Regions from separate parts of the Homo sapiens genome. Here region 2 is linked to region 1. A link is a loop called in an ENCODE intact Hi-C map of the cell type or tissue named here. Cell type or tissue: heart right ventricle. All regions are shown on one strand. Each heading gives the region's core, and the rest is flanking DNA. Links, peaks and the distances in the headings are about the cores only. Region 1 overlaps GOLT1B (golgi transport 1B). Region 2 overlaps KCNJ8-AS1 (KCNJ8 antisense RNA 1).

The links. Peaks named below come from ENCODE experiments on the same cell type or tissue, not always from the same donor. Only the 100,000 strongest peaks of a DNase experiment are listed, where the experiment ranks them.
Region 2: it touches region 1 in a loop (2.9-fold over the local background); 34 of 110 quality-filtered maps call a loop at or near these places.

The regions. Positions count from the first base shown.
Region 1 is chr12:21,507,074-21,517,009 of GRCh38, reverse strand. It overlaps GOLT1B (golgi transport 1B), which reads right to left. Exons shown (of 5, transcript NM_016072.5): 3 at 8,449-8,627; 4 at 4,634-4,715; 5 at 1-1,341. The coding sequence ends at 1,303. Among named protein-coding and RNA genes, the nearest start is that of GOLT1B, 10 kb to the right of the region's middle. RefSeq lists a silencer at 5,758-5,955. In heart right ventricle, for the core only: no CTCF peak of the experiment used is centred there; no DNase peak of the experiment used is centred there.
Region 2 is chr12:21,674,540-21,684,475 of GRCh38, reverse strand. All of the region lies in intron 1 of KCNJ8-AS1 (KCNJ8 antisense RNA 1), which reads right to left. Among named protein-coding and RNA genes, the nearest start is that of KCNJ8-AS1, 17 kb to the right of the region's middle. In heart right ventricle, for the core only: a CTCF peak has its summit at 3,909 (motif pointing right); no DNase peak of the experiment used is centred there; H3K4me3 peaks cover 568 bases; H3K27ac peaks cover 127 bases.

The DNA.
Region 1 (9,936 bases), core at 1-5,000:
ACATCTACCACTAAAGCTGTCACATCTTGTAAAACTAAAGAAAACAGCTATTTCCTACTGTCTAATAATCAGCAACGGTGGAAAAAAAACACTTTTTTTTTAGTGTCATGTTCTTAAGAAACCACAGTCAGTTTATTACAGTGAAATGACTTTAGCACGTGAACTCAGGTATTTTCTAATTAACTCAAGATGAGTGATCATATGAAGGATATGTCATGCTTAATGACTATTATATGCTAGGAAAAAGCTGAAAATAAGGGAAAACTCAGATTAAATGAATAGCCCTTTAAAAATAGCCATAAGTTTAACCTTTTAACATGTTACATGTCTTAAAGTAAACATTATCAAAAGTTATTTTAATTTATGAAAAACAAATAATAAGCCACTGCTAAAATTTAAAAAAAAGAAAGAAGAAAGAAAAATTACATCATGACATGGAAAAAATCCATTTGGTTTGCATCATTTAGTATCTTCAATAATACTATTCAATGAGACAAGCTATGAAACAAACTACTTCATTCATGGTCAAGAATGCTTTTTTGTTAAATACTTACACGTAATGAATGATATAGACAGATACTTAGGAGGGCAGACTCCCAAGAAGTATGAGACTTTCCGGAGTATGCTGCTGACAAAACTTAGCTATAATTTAGTAACTAAAAGTTAGTAAAGAATGACCTTTGCATATTCCAACAAAGAATATCTAGTTCAGATTTTCACCTGGCTTTGAAATATTAAGATTCAGAAGAACCACAAAAGTTTTATTTTAACCATGTTTACAAAAAAAAGTAATCCATACATCAAAATTGGGGTTTCCTTGGTTTTAATACTTTAAAATGACACAATCCAATCGAATTCATGCATCACTTCCAGAGATACAGTGCAACTGGAAATATTTTTGCCATTGCAGTGGACATTTCTAAAAAGCAAATGCCTATGGATGCTCCTGAGCCTTCAAAATAAAAAGAAAAGAAACAGGCACCACAGTTCTCTAAGGATGGCTGAGTTTCGCACATTGTGGAAAAACAACACAAATAGCCTTCAAGAGTTTCTTAAGCATCATTAACATGGATTTCACCTCTCTCAGTTTGCTTGCTGACTTCTTCTTAGTTCACTTGAGTAGAAGCCTGTTTTCACTGCTTCTTTGCTAATTTGCTGCTGGTACTTTGTAGGCTATACGTTTTAAACTCCTGTAAAGAACATTACAAGCTATTTCATGTAATTTAATTTTGTGCTGAATATTCTTCAAATGACTTTATAAATAACACAATATTTTAAATGAGTCTTCAAATTCACTTGTTGTTATACCATATTGTTGCTTTCTCCAACTTTATCTACAAACTGTAAGGAGAAGAAAAACAGAGAATTAAAGAAAGCCCGGAACATTATAAAACATTATATCAATATTTAAAATGTTGATTTTAAAAACCCAGCCTTACAAGAAGAGTTGTGGAAATTTAAGGTATGACTGACAATGACTAATCCAGTACTACTCACCATCATCTTCTGATACATAAACGTGTATAAAATTTTTTTTTCTAAAAGTTGTTTTTTGCATGACATGTTATACATATGAATTTAAGGGTGCAACATGAAAAATGCAACACAATGAATAAAGAAATTGTATAAGATGAAGATAACACTGCTAGCTTAACAAAAAATAAAAAATAAAAACATAAAAAAAACTGAAATGTCAGCCATTCATGCATTAATGAACCCAATAAGATATTTCAACTGACCATTACTGTGGATCTCTTCTGGGCCTATGTAGTCTTTGGACAAACAGATTTAACTCCATTAAGTTCAATAGTTAACAACAGTTATTGACTAAAAATACTTTAAATGTGTATTCTGGACTTTGGATTGAAAGTGGTAATGACATTAAAGATAGATTTAATGATGTAAGCATAAATTTATAATTATTGAATATAAATTTTAACACACATTACTGTAAGTGGTTATTTACTTTGGTTACTCCACCCCAAACATAAAGCAGTTGGGCTTTTTTTTTTTTTTTAACATTCCAGATGGTGATGTAAAGACTGATATTGTATATAATTGGTAGAGACATTAAAAGTTATATAACCCAGGTGGTTATACTATCAAATTCTAGTAATCATCTGATCATTTATTTTGTTTCACGATTCACATGTTTACATAAGCACTTATCATGATGAATAACGATAAGAAACATATTCTATTGTATTGGGTGTCCATTTATGCAAATTCTTGAGAATCCTTAAATTAAGGGCACAAATAATGATTACAACTCTGTAACTAGAAGTTTCAGTACATTCAAAAGCCATTCTAGGTATAAATAACACTGACCACTGTATGAATTTGCAGATTAATGCAAATGAAATCAGAGTATACCCCTATAAGCCTACATTCCAACATTTTGTTATATTATCACAAACAGGTGGCTGGCCACTGAAACTAAAAGTTGCTCTCAAAGAATTCATGGATTTATTAGAATTTTAAGGTAAATTTAAGTGGAGAGAAAGCACAATATTCTCTCTCCAAAGGTAACTTGAAATATTTAGATTGTCTTGGCTGTAAGGTTCTGACCCTAAAATTACCCTGGGGATGGAAATGGGATTAGGCTTATAGTGGTACTTATTCTTCCATAGGTAAGCCATTCTTTAGCTCTTTGAGCATTCAATAAAATGCTATGAACTTTCTCTCTAGAAACATCTATAAAAATCTGTGAACAACTTTAGAAAGTTGATTAACTTCCCTGAACCTAACTGGAACTTGTAGTCTTTTAAGTTTTCCTATAAAGCTAGTTTATCCTAGTTATTTAGGACAGAGTTGGATCTATGAAACCAATCCAAAGAAGGATATGAATACTTCTGATATGGGTCTGACCTAGAGCCAAAAGGATTGTAGCCAACTCAGCTGAATTCTAGATCACCTAGATTCTTTTAGAAATTAAGGATTTTGTTTAGTTTTGAAACTGAGGAGGTAGGCTAAGAGACAGTCATCTGGTCTTGTCTTGAAATTGAGCAAGTTCCCTGAGGTCAACAAAATGCCATCCTTCACTCACTTGCTTAGCAGAAAATATTTTGAGTTTCCATTATACGGCAGATATTATGCTGGGTCACTGGGGATAGAACAATGACTAAAATACAACCTGTCTCTGCCCTCAAGGACTGTAGTTTTACATGGAAGTGCCTCCCTTTCTCCTTTCCTTTCTCTTTTTTCTTTTTTGTTTGAGACAAGGTTTTGCCCTATTGCCCAGGCTATAGTGTGGCGGTGTGAGCATCGCTTAACACAGCCTTGATCTCCTGGTTCAAGCAATCCTTCCACCTTGGCCTCCCAAAGTGCTGGAATTACAGGAGTGAACCACCATGCATGGCCTGAAGCCTTTTTTTTTTGACAATTAAATGAGAGGTAAGGCTGGGTGTGGTGGCTCACACCTGTAATCCCAGCACTTTGGGAGGCTGAGGTGGGGGCATTGCTTGAGCCCAAGAGTTTGAGACTCTCTCTAAGAAAAAACAAAAACAAAGAAAAAAACAGAGGTAAATGCTATGATAGAGTTGTGCACAGGAATGTTATAGAAGCACACCCCGAGTCAGCCACAGGGAGTCAGGAAAGCTTTTCCCAAGGTGGCAAAAAATAAGCTGAATTCTGAATGGCCTTCTAAGACTCCACCAAAAGATGTTACAACCTTCAAGGTAGCAGTTTAGTACGAAACATTTGTTGAATGAATATTGAATAAAAGGAAGAAACTCTATTTGTTAACTTTGAAAACATTCTCTTTAACTCTTGTCTGATTTGATTCCCTTTATTTTATCAAGGTGGAAACCAAGGCACACACTGGAAAACAAATTTGACAAGCTTGTTCAAACTGTAAACAGAGCTGGGAATAGACTCTTACCATCTGAATCCCAGTATAATAGTGCTTTATTCAACTCTTTTTTTTTTTTTTTTTTTTTTGAGACAGGGTCTTACTGTGTCACCCACCCAGGCTAAAGTGCAGTGGCACAATCATGGCTCACTGCAGCCTTGACCCCCTAGGCCCAAGCCAATCCTCTCACCTCAGTCTCTCGAGTAGCTGGGACTATAGGCATACCATCACACCCAGCTAATTTTTGTATTTGCGGGGGTAGAGATGGGGTTTCACCATGTTGCCCAGGCTGGTCTCGAACTCCTAGGCTCAAGCAATTCACCCACCTCAGCCTCCCAAAGTGCAGGGTGTGAGCCACCACACCCGGCCTTATTTAATTGTCTGAATCTAGTCTATTGGTGATACAGTCTGAGAAACAAAATATTTGTAGGAAATAATGGTTTCCTTTTTACATTATTGCTTCTAAAATTAGAGATTATATAAAAGTTAAATAAAAAATGCCCTGAACTCTCAAAGAGAAAGGTAGCATAGCATATCAAATCTGAGTAACATTAAAAAATAGAGAATATGGATCCAGAAATGGATACGGTAAAACAAAATTTCACATTTTATAGGTTTAGCAATAATTATTTTTTGGTCTTCATGGTACTCATGATCTATGTGAAGTAACTATATCATAATACAAAACTCAGCAATTAACCAAGTATCAATTACTCAAATTTCTAGAAGTAAAAAGCATCAAAATACGTATTTTGTTGGCCTAAAATATACATGATTACTTACTGATCTAATTCCAGGTAAATTTAGGAGGGATCCAAGGACTGGCACTCTTCTAATAAAGCCAACAACGACAGGAAAGAAGCCCCTGGGAGAGGGAAAAAAAAGGTTCTTAATATTTACACATTTTCTATTTTCAAAATAATTGCTAACCAAGGAAAAAGAAAGTATCCTGTTAAAATTCTGAATAATTGAGGGTCTTCAAACTTAGAAATAACTACAAACTTAATTAAAAATTTTGTGATTGTTGGTAAAAATGTGACAAGTACATGAGGCCTAGCTATATATAACTCAGATTATGAGTTAGCTCAACTGCTGAAGATTTCTCCAACTATGAGTTGTGTGGGGTGAAACTGATAAAAAGAAAGGGGCTGTTGAGACCATATGTGTAGAACCATGAAAATAATAATAGCTATCATTTACTAAGTAAGTACTAAGGGTCAAAACATTTAGTTAACACTAAGAGACTACCTGCCAGATACTGATCCTCACAGTATGTCTCATTCTTTCTTGGTAGAAATACAAGTCTACAGAAGTTAAACAGCTTCTAACCAGTTTAAAATTGACAGTAGATCAGTTAAGCTACCTCAGTATAGGAAGAGAATGAAATAGTTTATTTTAAAAATGCAAAGAAACTAAACTTTTCCTGGGTCTTAAAATATGTAGTGATACTGTGAAATATATATTTGGTCTTTGACCTCATTTTCTGGCTTACAACTCCTAAAATACTTAAGAGTCTCTACAAGGTGATGTCTTTTTGTATACTAATGAGTTATCATCAATGGTTGGCAGCCCCTAGGCAGCTTCAGGATGGGGGCTGGTCACCAGAAAGACCAAGGCAAGATTAGAGGGCTGGAAATCTGAGCCCTACCTCCTAACCTCCACGAAGGGGAGGGGGGCTGTGAAGCTGGTCACTCATGGCCAATAATTTAATCAATCATGCCTAGTAATGAAGCCTCCATAAAAACCCAAAAGGACAGTGTTCAGGGAGCTTCCGGATAGCTGAACACAAGGATGTTCTTGGAGGATGGTGGGTTGGGGAGGGTGGGGGGGGATCTGCGACCCTCCCCCCTTTCCTTGCCCTATGCATCTCTTTATTTGTATCCTTTGTAATATCCTTTATAATAAACTAGTAAACATCAGTGTTTCCTTGAGCTCTGTGAGCCTCTCTAGTAAATTAGTCTGATCCAAACAGGGGATCGTGGGAACCCCAACTTAGAGCTGATCAGTCAGAAGCATGGGTAAAACAACCTGGGGCTTGTGGCTGGCATCATTGGGAGTGGAGGACAGTTGTGGGACTGAGCCCTCAACCTGTGTGATCTGGAGCTATCTCCATGTAGACAGTATCAGAACTATATTGGGAGGACACCCAGCTGTTGTCTGTTGCAGACAACTAACTGATTGCGATATCGGGAAAACCCCCCACCCATTTGGTCACAGCAGTCTTCTGTGTTGATTGTGGTAAGACGAGTACAGAAAAAAAGCTGTTTTCTTCACAGAGTTAGATAGGGATGAAAATACTACAATGAATACAATTCAGAAGTTAAGCAATAAGATTCTGTTATGGATCTGCAGAAGTCAAAATAAAGAATTAAACAGAAAGCAGAATTTTTAAATTAGACAAGTATTTATGTTGATGGTGTATGTGCGTGTTTCAAAGAAAATCACAATCATTTTCTAGTAGTAATGAATTCAAAAGATCATTTATTTTGTTTTAAGTATTGTTTTAAAACATAAAAATGTGTGATTTCAAATGCCATTATTTAGGGTTATAAATATCTAGAAAAACAACATCAAAGACCCTTGGCACTAAATCTCCAGCTCAGAATATCTCAGAACACAACAAAACCCAACAACAAAAACTAGTATTTATACCACAAAGCTCTCTAAACCACGAAACCTGTGTATTACTCCAAGCTTGTCGATGATACTAAGACTTCCCATTTTTTATTCATCTCAAAGATCAGCTTTGGCTTTTAACCTTCATTACTAAAACCCCCACATAACTGGGAAAGCCAATGATTTTCTTACTTCTTAAGGTGCTTAAGTTTTCTGCTGCAAGATACATCTGCCAAAACAAACTCTTCTTCACTCTTTTCTCTCTTAGCCACTATGATCTTTACTCCTAGTTCTTCTCCCACCTCTTTTCCTAGTCTCTTCTAGTGTTTTCTTCTTTTTCTCCACCTACCCTAAAATGTCAAAAGTACTCCAAGATTCCAGTCTTATCACTGTATATTCTGTACTGTATTAACCGCCTCTTGACTGGCTCCCCTGACTTCAGTTTTTCTCTTTAATACCTACTTTATCCTGATATCAGAACAACCTTCCTAAAACATCTACCCTGTTGTACCACCTCTGGCTTAAAAACCTCTGTGCCCCACTCCCCCGACCTTCTCCAAACACTGCTCCCCCAGCCCAAATTTGGTTACAGGATAAGGTATACTTTTCTCAACAAGTCATCAAAGAAAGTTTGTAACCTGGCTCCAGGCTTCATTTTCAGTTTCATTACCAACCATTTCCTTCAACTGATCACATGCTCCTGTTCTATAAGAGTATTCATTCTTTTCAGAACAAGCTGTGTGTTTTTATGGCCCTGTCTGTTCCTTCTGTTAACTGTCGTTCCCTTTCTCGTTTATAGGATAAATTCTTACCCATTCTTCAAAGCCCAGTTTATCAGTTAACATTTCTCACCTCTCCTTGAATTTACTAATTTTTTAATCATGCTTCCACAATATTCTGCATACACATTTATAATGGCATTATGACTATATCCTATTGGTATTTTTAGAGTCTACTTTCCATAATAGAAATGAGAGATTTTCTAAAGCAGATTTGGTACTTAATTTATTTTTATGTCTCCTGTGGGTAATACAGTGCCTGGCAGACAGAAGACAAAGGATATGCATTTCTGGAATAAATAATTAAGCTCAACCCTACTTAAAGTTATTTTCTTTTCTGTTTTTTTTTTTTTTTTTTTTTTTTTTTTGAGACAGAGTCTCGCTCTATTGCCTAGGCTGGAGTGCAATGGTGTGATCGGCTCACTGCAACTTCCGCCTCCCAGGTTCAAACAATTCGCCTGCCTCAGCCTCCCGAGTAGCTAGGATTACAGGCGCCTGCCAGCATGGCCAGCTAATTTTTGAATTTTTAGTAGAGACGGGGTTTCATCATGCTGGCCAGGCTGGTCTTGACCTCCTGACCTCAGGTGATCCGCCCACCTCGGCCTCCCAAAGTGCTGGGATTACAGGTGTGAGCCACCGCACCTGGCCAAAGGTATTTTCATATAGATATATACACATACTATTGTTTATCTGCTAACTGGCATTTACAAAATATTACCTGCTCAAAATCTCCCATAGTAGTGTATTTGGTAAACAATCTTCTAATACGTATATGTGCTAAATAAATTTCCATCAAGTAGCAGTAGCTATGAAGTATAAGATTCTACACACCAAAATGCTGGATCTATCTATCTATCTATCTATCTATCTATCTACCTACCTACCTACCGATTGATCGATCGACCGACCTACCTACCACTATTTAGTTGATACAAATATCCAACATAAAGATGGTGCCTTAAAATGCCAATAAAATAAACTTTATTGTGCTGACAAAACAAGATAATTTATACCATTAGGCAATCATTCACATGTGATAAAACATTTTTATAGTTGCTTCATCTAAATCTATAAGATTCAACCTAAATAAAATTCCATTTAAGGAAATGATCATCATCTTACTCCAACTGATGCAAATATCTGAGTTTTTGTACTAACTATCTGACACACTGATTTACTGAAAGAGACAATAATATGCCTTACCTGAACAAGAGAAAAAATCCATAAATTTCGAAGATCATGCCTATCAAAGGCCAACCAATAAGGACTACAAATACACCACCCAGAAAAAAACCTGTAGCTTTCATTTTATGTTTTTGGAAGAAGAATCTGAATGTTCTTTCTAAACCAATTACAAAAGCCAAGCCGGCTACAAATAAAACCTAAAAGAGAAAGAAAATACAACACGGAAAAGGTAATTAAACACAATGCATAAATTTTAAACGTAAAGTCAAAGCTAAATATAAAAAAAGAAGCACATTTGTTTGGCTTTTAATGTGGGCAACTGGCCAGACAGAACTGTAATGTACAACCAAGCAGCAGAACCAAGGAGTGGGTTATGCATTTTAAAGTTGTAGCTTTGTTCCACTTGTCTCATTCCTCTTCTATCTTGATTAAATGGAGAAAAAGAGAAACAAAGAAAGATTAGACGTTACCAAGGGGCATCTGTGTCTGCAGTAGTTTTCCTAGTTTTAGCTGGATGAGGAAGGCTTAGTCAAGCAGATGAGTTGGCAAGGCATAAAGAGGAAAGCTGCCCATAAATATGTCACCCAAGGGTATTCCTCTTGGTTCTGAAATATTCATCATAGGCTACAGGAGTTTCTATGGATGGGAGAAATATTGACATGGCTAAGTTGATAGCAGAAGAAACAACGTGAAGCCAAGAAGATTCTAGTTTTATAAATTCTAGAATATCTGGTGGCAGCAGAAATAAAAATACAACCATGTGTTTTCAAATATTTTGAATGTATTCTGTGGACAAGAAATGGTGATGGATTAAGAGCTTGCTTTCCCCAGGTTTTCTTTCCAAATACTTGCCCTCCCCATTAACATTCTTTAGTGAAAAATATTTCGCACAAATACATATTAAGCCTAATGGTTAAGCTTCATATTCTAGGATACTAATGCTATTATCATTTATTAAGACATCAATTTTGAACAATTTTGCTATTCTTTATCTTTTCCCATTTCCAGTTAAAAGCCCAAATATATATGTGTGTGTGTATATATATATATACACACACACACACATACAGTGTCTTCACTACCTTAGAAGGGTTATTATTTATTTCTGGATCATAACCTCCACACATGAATAGCATAGTACACATTCCAAATAAACAACATAGATCCCTTTCTAAGCAAGTCAACCATTAACATAGAAATATATATTTTTAAAAAGGTTAAAAAAATCTATCTTATGCAGCTGAATCAAATGTGAAGTCTTGGATGTTTAAAGTAAAAATACTTTAGTGATTTATCAAGACATGAAACTATCAAGTCATCTATTTTGAACTCCTATTTAGAGGCAGCCTTCATTTAATCTATTGTAAATCTCATGACAAACACTTAACAGAGTAGTTATGGAATTAGAAAACCTCATTAAGTGTTTACCTTTTATTTAAACAGAAAGCTGACAGGTTTCATTCCTGATGGAAATAGAGAATGTAACAGGAATTACTTATGAGTAAT
Region 2 (9,936 bases), core at 1,833-6,832, 170 kb before region 1:
TAAAGAAATAATAACAGAATTTTCCAAAAATTTTGAAAGACATCAAACAAAGATACAAGAAGTGAAAGGAGGCAGTAATTATTTGCCACTTTTCAATTAATTCTAATATCCTTAGCTTGTTAAGGCACTCCATTCTGTGAAGACCTTCCACTCCAAACCCAACCTAAATCTGCAGTTGACCACCTGGGTGGACTTCAATGGAGAATAATCTCCTCAATCCCATCCTGACTGACTGGGTTTTGCATCATCTGTGTGACCCCAGAGACCAGCATTAGCAAGCCTCAAGTTAGAAGTTTTTAGCAAATGTAGGTTCTGTGATGCCTTTGAGCTAAGGTGCACTAGATGATAGGGGAGTAATAGTTGTTTCTTATTTAATTTGATGTGGAAATAAGAATGGAATGAAATGGCTATCAATACAATTTCAGAAGTCTTCTAAAGGCACTGTCTTCCTTGATGGTTCTTATTGCAAGGCAACTGATCTGAAGTAGACTGAAGAGGGAGGCTGGCTTTAGAAACAGAGACTAAAAAGTGGGGACACTGGGCCAGGTGCAGTGGCTTATGCCTGTAATCCCAGCACTTTGGGAGGCCAAGGCAGGCTGATCATGAAGTCAGGAGTTCAAAACCAGCCTGGCCAGCATGGTGAAACCCCATCTCTACTAAAAATACAAAAAATTAGGCTGGCATTGTGGTACACGCCTGTAGTCCCAGCTAGTTGGGAGGCTAAGGCAGGAGAATTGCTTGAACCCAGCAGGCAGTGGTTGCAGTGAGCCAAGATTGTGCCACTGCACTCCAGCCTGGGTGACAGAGCATCTCAAAAAAAAAAAAAAAAAAAAAAAAAAAAGTGGGGACATCTGAGTTACTTAAGAGTGAAGAATCAAGAGAACTTAAGTGAAGTACAAAAGAACAACAAAACAAAACAAAAATAAGAATAGGAAACAGAGAAGAAAATGACTGCAAACTAGATTCTTTAATCCCCAAAGATTCATTTATAGGAACACAAAACAAATTTTACTTTTGTGTTCAGGGCCAGCCATAAAGATCCGTCCTTAAAGAGAGTGAGACGAAGGGCACATTGCAACAGAAAGGTGGATGCATACAGAGTTATATAATTTTGCAGCCATTCCACACACCTTGGCAAGGGCCGATGGTTTCAAAATCCAAGAATAGCTCCACATGTGATCTCTGACTGATTGGGAAGAGGAATATGCCTGGCATGGCAAGAGAAGAGCACTCCCAAAAATGATGAGCAAGAAAATCATTTTCTCTGCTAGAAATAGGTCAGAGAACTTTCCAGTGATGAGATCTGGAGATTCAGAAATCAATGGTGGTCACTATTTTGCTGCTTTTTAAAAGGCAGAGGGCTGTTAATACCATTCATCTCATTTATTCAAACAAACACATTATTTGAAAATACATTGTTTTCCAAGCCCTGTACTAGACACAGAGAATACACTACTGGGCAAAAGAGGAATGGATTCTGAGGACAGGTAGAGTATCCCTTCTTTCTCTATCAGTAAGTCAGTTCTCCAGACCTATTTACTGAGAGGCCAGACAAAGGATTTTTCTAGGCTCACCTTTCTTAGCTGCCTCTTCTAACAATCCCTGTGAAGTAGAGTTTAAAGTTGACTGAGTCCATAAGAGATTAATGTACAGTAATTAAGGATGTAAAACAATGTTCTCCAATGGCCAGAATTCTTTACTCTGCAGAATTTATGATATATGGCAATGAAAATAACTAAAACCTTCAAAAATTTAGTACTCAAAACAGGACAAAAGAGCTAGATGAAACTTGTCTGCTTTACCACCACTACTATAGTCACTTTAATCCCAAGATAGGTAACTCAAGATTGGCTTCAGCTGTTTTGTCTAGGCTGAAGGGCAATTTATATTATGAAAAAAAAATGACAGTATCAAAGAATAAGTTCAGTTGTCTGCTTTATTCCATAAATATAAATTAAGCCATTAAAAGTAAGTTAGCTCCTAGAAAATGAGCAGCTTTTTGTCTGTGAAAACTGGTATCAAAATTAAAGAAACAGGAAAAAACAGCCCCACTTAACAAAAAAAGATACAATATCCAAGAACCATTAAATGCTCAGATTATGAGTAGATACTTTTCATCCAGAATTGATGACCAAGCATGGGTCAGGCTAGTCAAATACTCCTGAGGTTCCCAGAACATATCTGGGAGCAGAATATCCCAGGTAAGTGTGAAAGCAATGTGCCAACAAAGACTTTCGTTCCTCAAATGCCCCAGCACTTTAATGTTGAATTGTGATTTTTTTCTACTCTCAGCTTTGGCCTTGTTTTTGTGCCTGTACCTGCTTCAGACAGATCTTCACAAATAGTGCCTTTGGTCAGTTAACCATAGGTGGTATGAGGTCTAGATTGCGCAAAACTAACAAGAACTTGAAGACAACTATCTTATAAAACTGAAATCAAAGGGCTTAAAGGACATTCAGTTTGTTGATAAAGTAGATATCACCTTGTAGAAACTCAAAAGGCCATATATAAGGAACATGAATAAACATTTTTATTTATTTATTATTTTTGTTTTTTGAGATAAAGTCTCACTTACTCTGTCACCCAGGCTGGAGTACAGTGGCTCAACTCACTACAACCTCCGCCTCCCCAATTCAAGCGATTCTCCTGTCTCAGCCTCCCAGGTAGCTGGGATTACAGGCACCCGCCACCACACCTGGCTAATTTTTTTTTTTTTTTTTTGAGACGGGGTTTCACTCTGTCGTCCGGACTGGAGTGCAGTGGTATGATCTCGGCTCACTGAAACCTCTGCCTCCCAGGTTCAAGCAATTCTCCTGCCTCAGGCCTCCCAAGTAGCAGGGACTAAAGACGTATGCCACTATGCCCAGCTAATTTTTGTATTTTTAGTAGAGAAGGGGTTTCACCATGGTGGCCAGGTTGATCTTAAACCCCTGACTTCAAGTGATTTGCCCACCTTGGCCTCCCAAAGTGCTGGGATTTAGGTGTGAACCACCGACCATGCCTGGCCTGATTTGTTTGTTTTTTGTCATTGAGATTGGGAGGAGGGATAGGAGTTGGTGTTTAAAGATATCACCTAATCATTTCCTTGCATACACAGGAAACATAAAACACAATTTTCCCTCATGTTGGAAGTTGAGTGCTCTCAGGGCATAGAGTGAAGGAAAGTCCTCATTTTGCCCTAAGCAAATGTTTCCTGGGTATGTGGCTCCAAGGGAAGATGCCAATGCTAAGTTCTCTAAGAGTACTAGCAAAATGCTTCTTGCACATCATAACTGCTTCATAGCTATCTCTTCAGTACTTTTTCCCTGGTGATCCCTAACCAAGGCTCCCACAATGGGAGCATCAGAGCTTGCACATTGGCCTTGCAGAAGCTATACCACCACCACCACCACACAAAAGACTTGGATTAAGATCCCAAATGCCTCCCCCAATAAGAGCCGTTTCAAATCTCCAAACTATTGTCTTTATTATCATAGTTTCCATAAACAACCGTAATTAAATGCATACTAGGTACTAGTGTTTTACATTTAGTAACGCTAATCTTCAGAATTTTCCAGTTTATAAAAGAGTTAACTGAGGCTTAGAAGGTTTAAGCAATTTACCTAAAACTACAAAGTTAGCAAGTAGTGGAGTCTTGGTTGAACTATATGTCTCAGTCTTAAACTTATCTTCTTAGTAACTCGACGTCTAATGAGAAGATAAGCAAAACAACAATTTTAAGCTTATGAAAATCAATAAAAAATCATAAATTAACAGAAAAATACAAATTTTCAGCACTGCTGCTACATTTTCCAGTTCCCTTTGTCTCTAGCTGTGAATGATTTCACGGAAAGAATAGAGATGAATACGTTCGGACTGAAATAGAAAATGTTGGAAGCACTCATTTAACATTGTGCACAGTATTTCTAGAGAACTTCCAGCAGGTGGCAGTATTTAAGAACATTACTGGTAGTCACAACTTTGGCAGCTATTGCTGCAAAGAGAGATTGGGTGTCAAAAGTCTTTTTTTTTTTTTTTTTGAGACGGAGTCTCGCTCTGTGGCCCAGGCGGGAGTGCAGTGGCGCAATCTCAGCTCACTGCAAGCTCCGCCTCCCGGGTTCACGCCATTCTCCTGCCTCAGCCTCCCGACTAGCTAGGACTACAGGCGCCCACCATCACGCCCGGCTAATTTTTTTGTATTTTTTTTAGTAGAGACGGGGTTTCACCGTGTTAGCCAGGATGGTCTCGATCTCCTGACCTCGTGATCCGCCCGCCTCGCCTCCCAAAGTGCTGGGATTACAAGCGTGAGCCACCGCGCCCGGCCCAAACAAAAGTCTTTAAACTTCGGCCCAAACTTGAATTTCCAGTTATTTTATTCATTGTCCTTGGAAAGTTTCAAGAGCTAAAACATTACCTTTTTCTTATAATTGTTTAATTTGAGGTTCACTTTAACTTGCAGATATGGAACAGTGGTTTCAATAAATTACAGTAAATTTAGTTAATCTTACTTTGGAAATTGTGTAAGGTCTTTGATGTTGTTCCAAATATCAGTTCCTTCCCTGGAATTTTGTGGCCTAAGCCTCAGAGCAGTATTCAAATGGCTGTTATTTTGTATTGTTTCTTAAATATCTAGAAAATATGTGAAATACAGGGTCAGGCTCTGTTGACAATGCACAGGAATCGTTCAAAAGGCTTACATTATATGCTTGGCCTAGAAACAAACAGAACAGTTTGCCACATTTTCCTAACAGTTAAAACCTCTTGCAAACTATTCCACATTCAGCATTTCTCTCTGCTCTGCAACACTCATCCCTCAGTCCTGTTTAGCAAACCATATACCTTCTGTGATCATCACTGTTGTTCCCACTTCCATCCATTACACTCATTCTCCCATTTAAAAAAATTTCTTGCTTTACTCTTTTTCAATCCATGTACACACCTTGCTTCAAAATACTTTTTACGAAACATTCCCTAGGCATCATTCCTTGACTGCTTCTGTGTTCTTCTTTTGCAACTGTGTATTTTCTTGGAATGTATAAAATCAATTTTCCCATAATGTACATGTTGTATATGTTTATCTTGCAATTTTCAGTTGAACATGTGTCATAAGTATAGGTAAGCAAGAAGGAAGATTTTACCAAAGAAGAGAAAGTTGTCAGTTCATTAAGACAAAGTCCATTATGTTTTCTTTTCTGTATGGTATCTCTCAGAATTAAACTCATCCATTGTATTATTTTCTTCCTGTCAGTTTCATTGCCAGAGTCATAATAAACTTGAAATGCTCTGACATAATTAACTAGCTGGGGAAAGGAAGAACATAACTGTCAGTTAATTTAGGAAATGACTATGCTTATCATTGCTCAGATAATGTGTTTGTGTCTCACACACATTCTCATTTCCCTTTCCTTGTAGGTACATCGTGACAGGCAGAAAAAATCAATCTTCTGTTAGAAATAGTTCTGTAACTTATTTTTCAAACAAACTAAAAGGACTTTAAAAAAACAGCATTGAAAGAAACTAAGTGTGGTTTAGGAAGAAAGGAAATACATTTCTAACCCAATTTATGCAGTATAGTTTTCCCCCAAGATTACCTACTTACTTTCAAATACATGCTAACAGGCTGTGTTTATACAGCCCACACATAGATGAGGAAAGCTTACACAGTAAACTCCCCAGCTTCTGGGAGGACTTTGTGGCTCAGTAAAAATGACAGAAGGATTCCATGGAATGATATAGCTCTATATCCTAAACACCTTTAATCCAAGGGTTTATATGAATTTGTACAATAGCTACTAGGTATAAAAATAGTGTAGTCTATGCGTCCTGGAATAATCAACCAATATGAAGCCACCAGAAATGTATTCAGCTGGTAAATGTATTACCCTTCAGATGGGTAAAGTGTTTCTCATGCATTGGCAGTGGAATGCTCAATGTTTGGGAATGGCTGGAATAAATAAGAGGTTTTTTTAATCCTTCCAGAGTTATCTGTATTTTAAAAGTTTATAACTAATGAAGTGTCCATGTCTTGAGTTTGTGTGCACACGCACATGTGTGTGTGTGAGAGAGAGAAAGAAAGCAAGAAAGAGAGAGAGGGAAAGAGAAAGAAAGAAAGAGAGAGAGAGAGATCCTTTTTGGGAAACCACTGATGAGGCTATCTGGACTCTCACCCTGGGAAAATGTCCACATGCATATACGCACAATTTTATATAAAATTCAGAGGTTTTATGGGTTTACTCAAAGGTTAGAAAGACTTACATCAATTGACATGACTTTAGGCAGTGCAAAAGTTAAACTAAAACTCTTCAGGAAATAAAAATATTAGGCACATAAGACATTCCCTGGTTTAAACACATAACACACACACCCACCACACACACACAGCCAGAGTTCTTGAATTCAGTTAGGAAGATGACGCATCTAAAGTCATCATTAGCTACCTCACACAAGCTCTGACAACTCCAAATTGCTCCTCTCCCTAGTTTACAGTTCGGCATTCCAGATCTCAGTGTTTTTGCTCCTGCTCACCTCCTCTCTCTCCTAATTCAGCTCCACCTTAAGAGCACAGACCCTGTCTTTCAGAAAGCCTCACCTGGCTGCCTAAACCCTTTCTGTTCACAGCAAGGCCAGATGCCCCAGATATCGCCTGCACAATAACACATCATTTCATGTTGAAACCGGAAAAGTTCCCTTGTCCCCCATGCAGGGCATGAGATGGGGGTGTGGCTCACTTTTTCAGGTGCTCTTTTATTTTAGCCATCTGTAGGCAGCCTGCGTTAGCTCAATTAGACTCCCTGCCTTATCTCAAGGACAGAAGGCTTTCTGTACCCTGGGGTTTCTTGCCTTGGTGTACCCGAAGAATTGGATCTCACGTGGGCTTGGAGAATGAATGCAAGGTTTTATTGAGTGGAAGTAGCTCTCAGCAGATGGGGGAGCCAGAAGGGAGACAGAGTAGGAAGATGGTTTTCCTGTTGGAGTCAGGTCACTCAGCAGCCGGGCTCTCCTCTGACCACCCCGTCCAAACCCCACGTTGTTCCACCTGTCGATGGCCTGCTGGTGCCTGTCGATGTGCTCTCGACGTCCAGCTGCTTGTGTGTTCCTCCGCCAGTGTGCTCCTCTTGACGTCCAGCTGCTTGTGTCTCTGCCTGGTAGGGTCTCAGGGGGTTTTATAGGCACAGGATGGGGACGTGGCCGGCCAGGGTGGTCTTGGGAAATGCAACATTTGGGCAGGAAAACATAAATGCCTGTCCTCACCTAGGTCTGTGGGCGCAGGCCTGGGGATGGAACCCTAGCCGGGAACGGAACCCTAGCCGGGGACCATAGCCCTCCTCTACCTAGCACTTCCCTGCTGGCCTTCCGTATCAATAGGGCCTCTAAACTGTGAGCGATTTGAGTACAGGAACTCTGAGTTATTTAATTCTGTGTCCTCAGATCTTAACTCAGTGCCTGGCACTGAGAAATGTTTTTGAATGAATAACAGTGCACATATGCGTGTGATACATGCACTCAGTATTTAAATTCAGGTGGCTTAAAGTTCACAACCCTTGACTTTGTGTTCAAGAGAACTTGAAACAATACCACAGCCTTTGAACAAGCTTGTTTAAAAGGAGCAAGTACTCATGAATAAATTATCTTCTGTCTCACTTTCAGCAAAGTATACTTTGAAAGGAAATGGGCCAGTTCCCTTATAGGTGAGTTCTCAAGTGGTCAGTTTTTGGTATGTGAATTTTTATGATAAATATTTCCCTTTCCTTTTCATTACACTATTATCGTTGTATAAAGAAGTGTACCTGTCTGTGGCATAAAATTTAAAAGATATCAAAAGATAAACAACACAAAGTAACCTTTCTTCCTCCCCAGAAGCAACCATTTGTAGTATTCATTAACCTTTCACACAGAGTCTAGGCATATTAAAAAATAAATGACATCTTTTGTTACATTTTAAGACATACATTCAGAGAAATATTTCTCAATATTTGACAGCTGCCATAAGGAAGAAATAGCATGTAGAGGTGCTTCTTCAGAGACAGGCTGAGTCTAAGGTGCCTGTAAGGATTCCAGGCAAATGTATCCAGAAGATAGCTAAAATAGAGGTCTGAGACTCAGGAGAAAAGGTCAGGTGGTAGCCATCAAGGGTAACAAACTGTTGATGCCACTGGAATGGTGTAATAGCTCAAGCACCATAGACTGTGGGTGAGATGCTGGCATCACACTAAATCCTAGGAACCACCAATATTTAGGACAGATGCAAGAAGAGCTAATAACCAAACCCAGGAAGTCTAAGTTAGGGTCACCCTAACGGCAGATTTAATAGCAGTAGATTTTCAAAATCAAAGGAAGAGAAAATTTTACACTCTACTCTTTAAATTACACTGATATGCACTAAAAAGGCCAGTATTGTGAATACTGAAAAGAGAAAGTATCAGTAGTTCAGTGAGATGAAAAAAAAAAGTATCCATCAAATACCTATTGACGATTACTGTGTGCTAGGAATGTGGGAATATAATAGGGAATGGTACTGTCCTTTTACAGGTTCGAATTTCTGTGAAATTGTAAGTCTGCAGGCATGCCCTAAGATGATCTTTCTTCCACATGGCTGGTGGAACATTCAAAGTGGAGAGATCAGTCTCAGGTTGCCCTGATGTGAATCATCCACTTACACTTAGGAAGATTTTGAAAGCCTTGTAAACATGTATTTTCTAACCTGTTCAAACTTGGGTCTAGGAAGAGAGGTCAGGAATGCATCAAGGTAAACATGCAAAACATATCAAAGAATAGGAGGAAGAGAAGGAGGAGGGGGAGAAGGAGCATTGCCAACGGGTCTGAGGCTTCCATGTTCTCATATCATCTTCATTCATTGGTCTGTTTAACAAAAAAGGAAGCCATTGTAAAGATATAGAAAAACCGAAACATTTTTCCTACTCTCTACTGTCCACAACACAATCCACATGGAACACTTCTGTGACCTCTGGTCTGGTCTCCAAAATGTGTGAGGATTTCTCTTAACCAGCAATGAAGCAATTCTGACACCAGGTATGTGTAGATTTTCCCCACGCCACAAGCAAACAAGCAACTCTGCAGCAGAAACCAGCTGAGTGTCCTTTAATTCTATTCAATTCTGAGACTATTTGCCTAGAGATAGCATCAGATCCCACAGAATGAGGGCTCAGTCCCACAAGACTGCCCTCCCACTTCCGATGCCAACCAAAAGCCCCAGGTTATTTTACCCGTGCTTCTGAGCAACTGGCTATAAATCAGGATTCCCACGCTCCCTCCTCAGGTTTGATTAATTCGTTAGAGCAGCTCACAGAACTCAGGTTTATTTACCAGTTTGTTATTAAGGATATTACAAAGGATATGGATGAAGAGATACATAAAACAAGCCATGTGGGAAGGAGAGTGGAGCTTCTATGTCCTCCACAGTCATGCCACCCTCCAAGAACCTGGAAAGTCTCAGAACCCAGTCCTTTTTTGTTTTTATGGAGCCTTCATTACAGAGTCATGACTGATGAAACCATTGGTGATCAACTAAACCTTCAGCCCCTGTCCCCTCCCTGGAGGTGGCAGGGTGTGGGGAGAAGGCTGAAAAATTCCAGCCCTCTAATCCTGCCTTGGTCCTGAAACTACCTAGGACCACCAGCCACCAATCAACTCATTAGCAAACAAAAGGACACATCACTTTGGAGATTCCATGGATTTTAGGGGTTGTATACCAGGAAACAGGGAAGAAGACCAAATACACACTTCACAATATCACAACCATTAAATTATTTCCTATAATATGTCTTGAACTCTTTCACACACTGAAGATACAGAGATGACAGATGAGCCTCTAGAAGTTTGCAGTGTACAAGTAAATTAGCAGACTATACCTGCTGATATTGAGAGGTGACAGCGCACTGGCAGCCCTCACAGCCCTCACTCGCTCTTGGTGCCTCCTCGGCCTTGGCGCGCCCACCC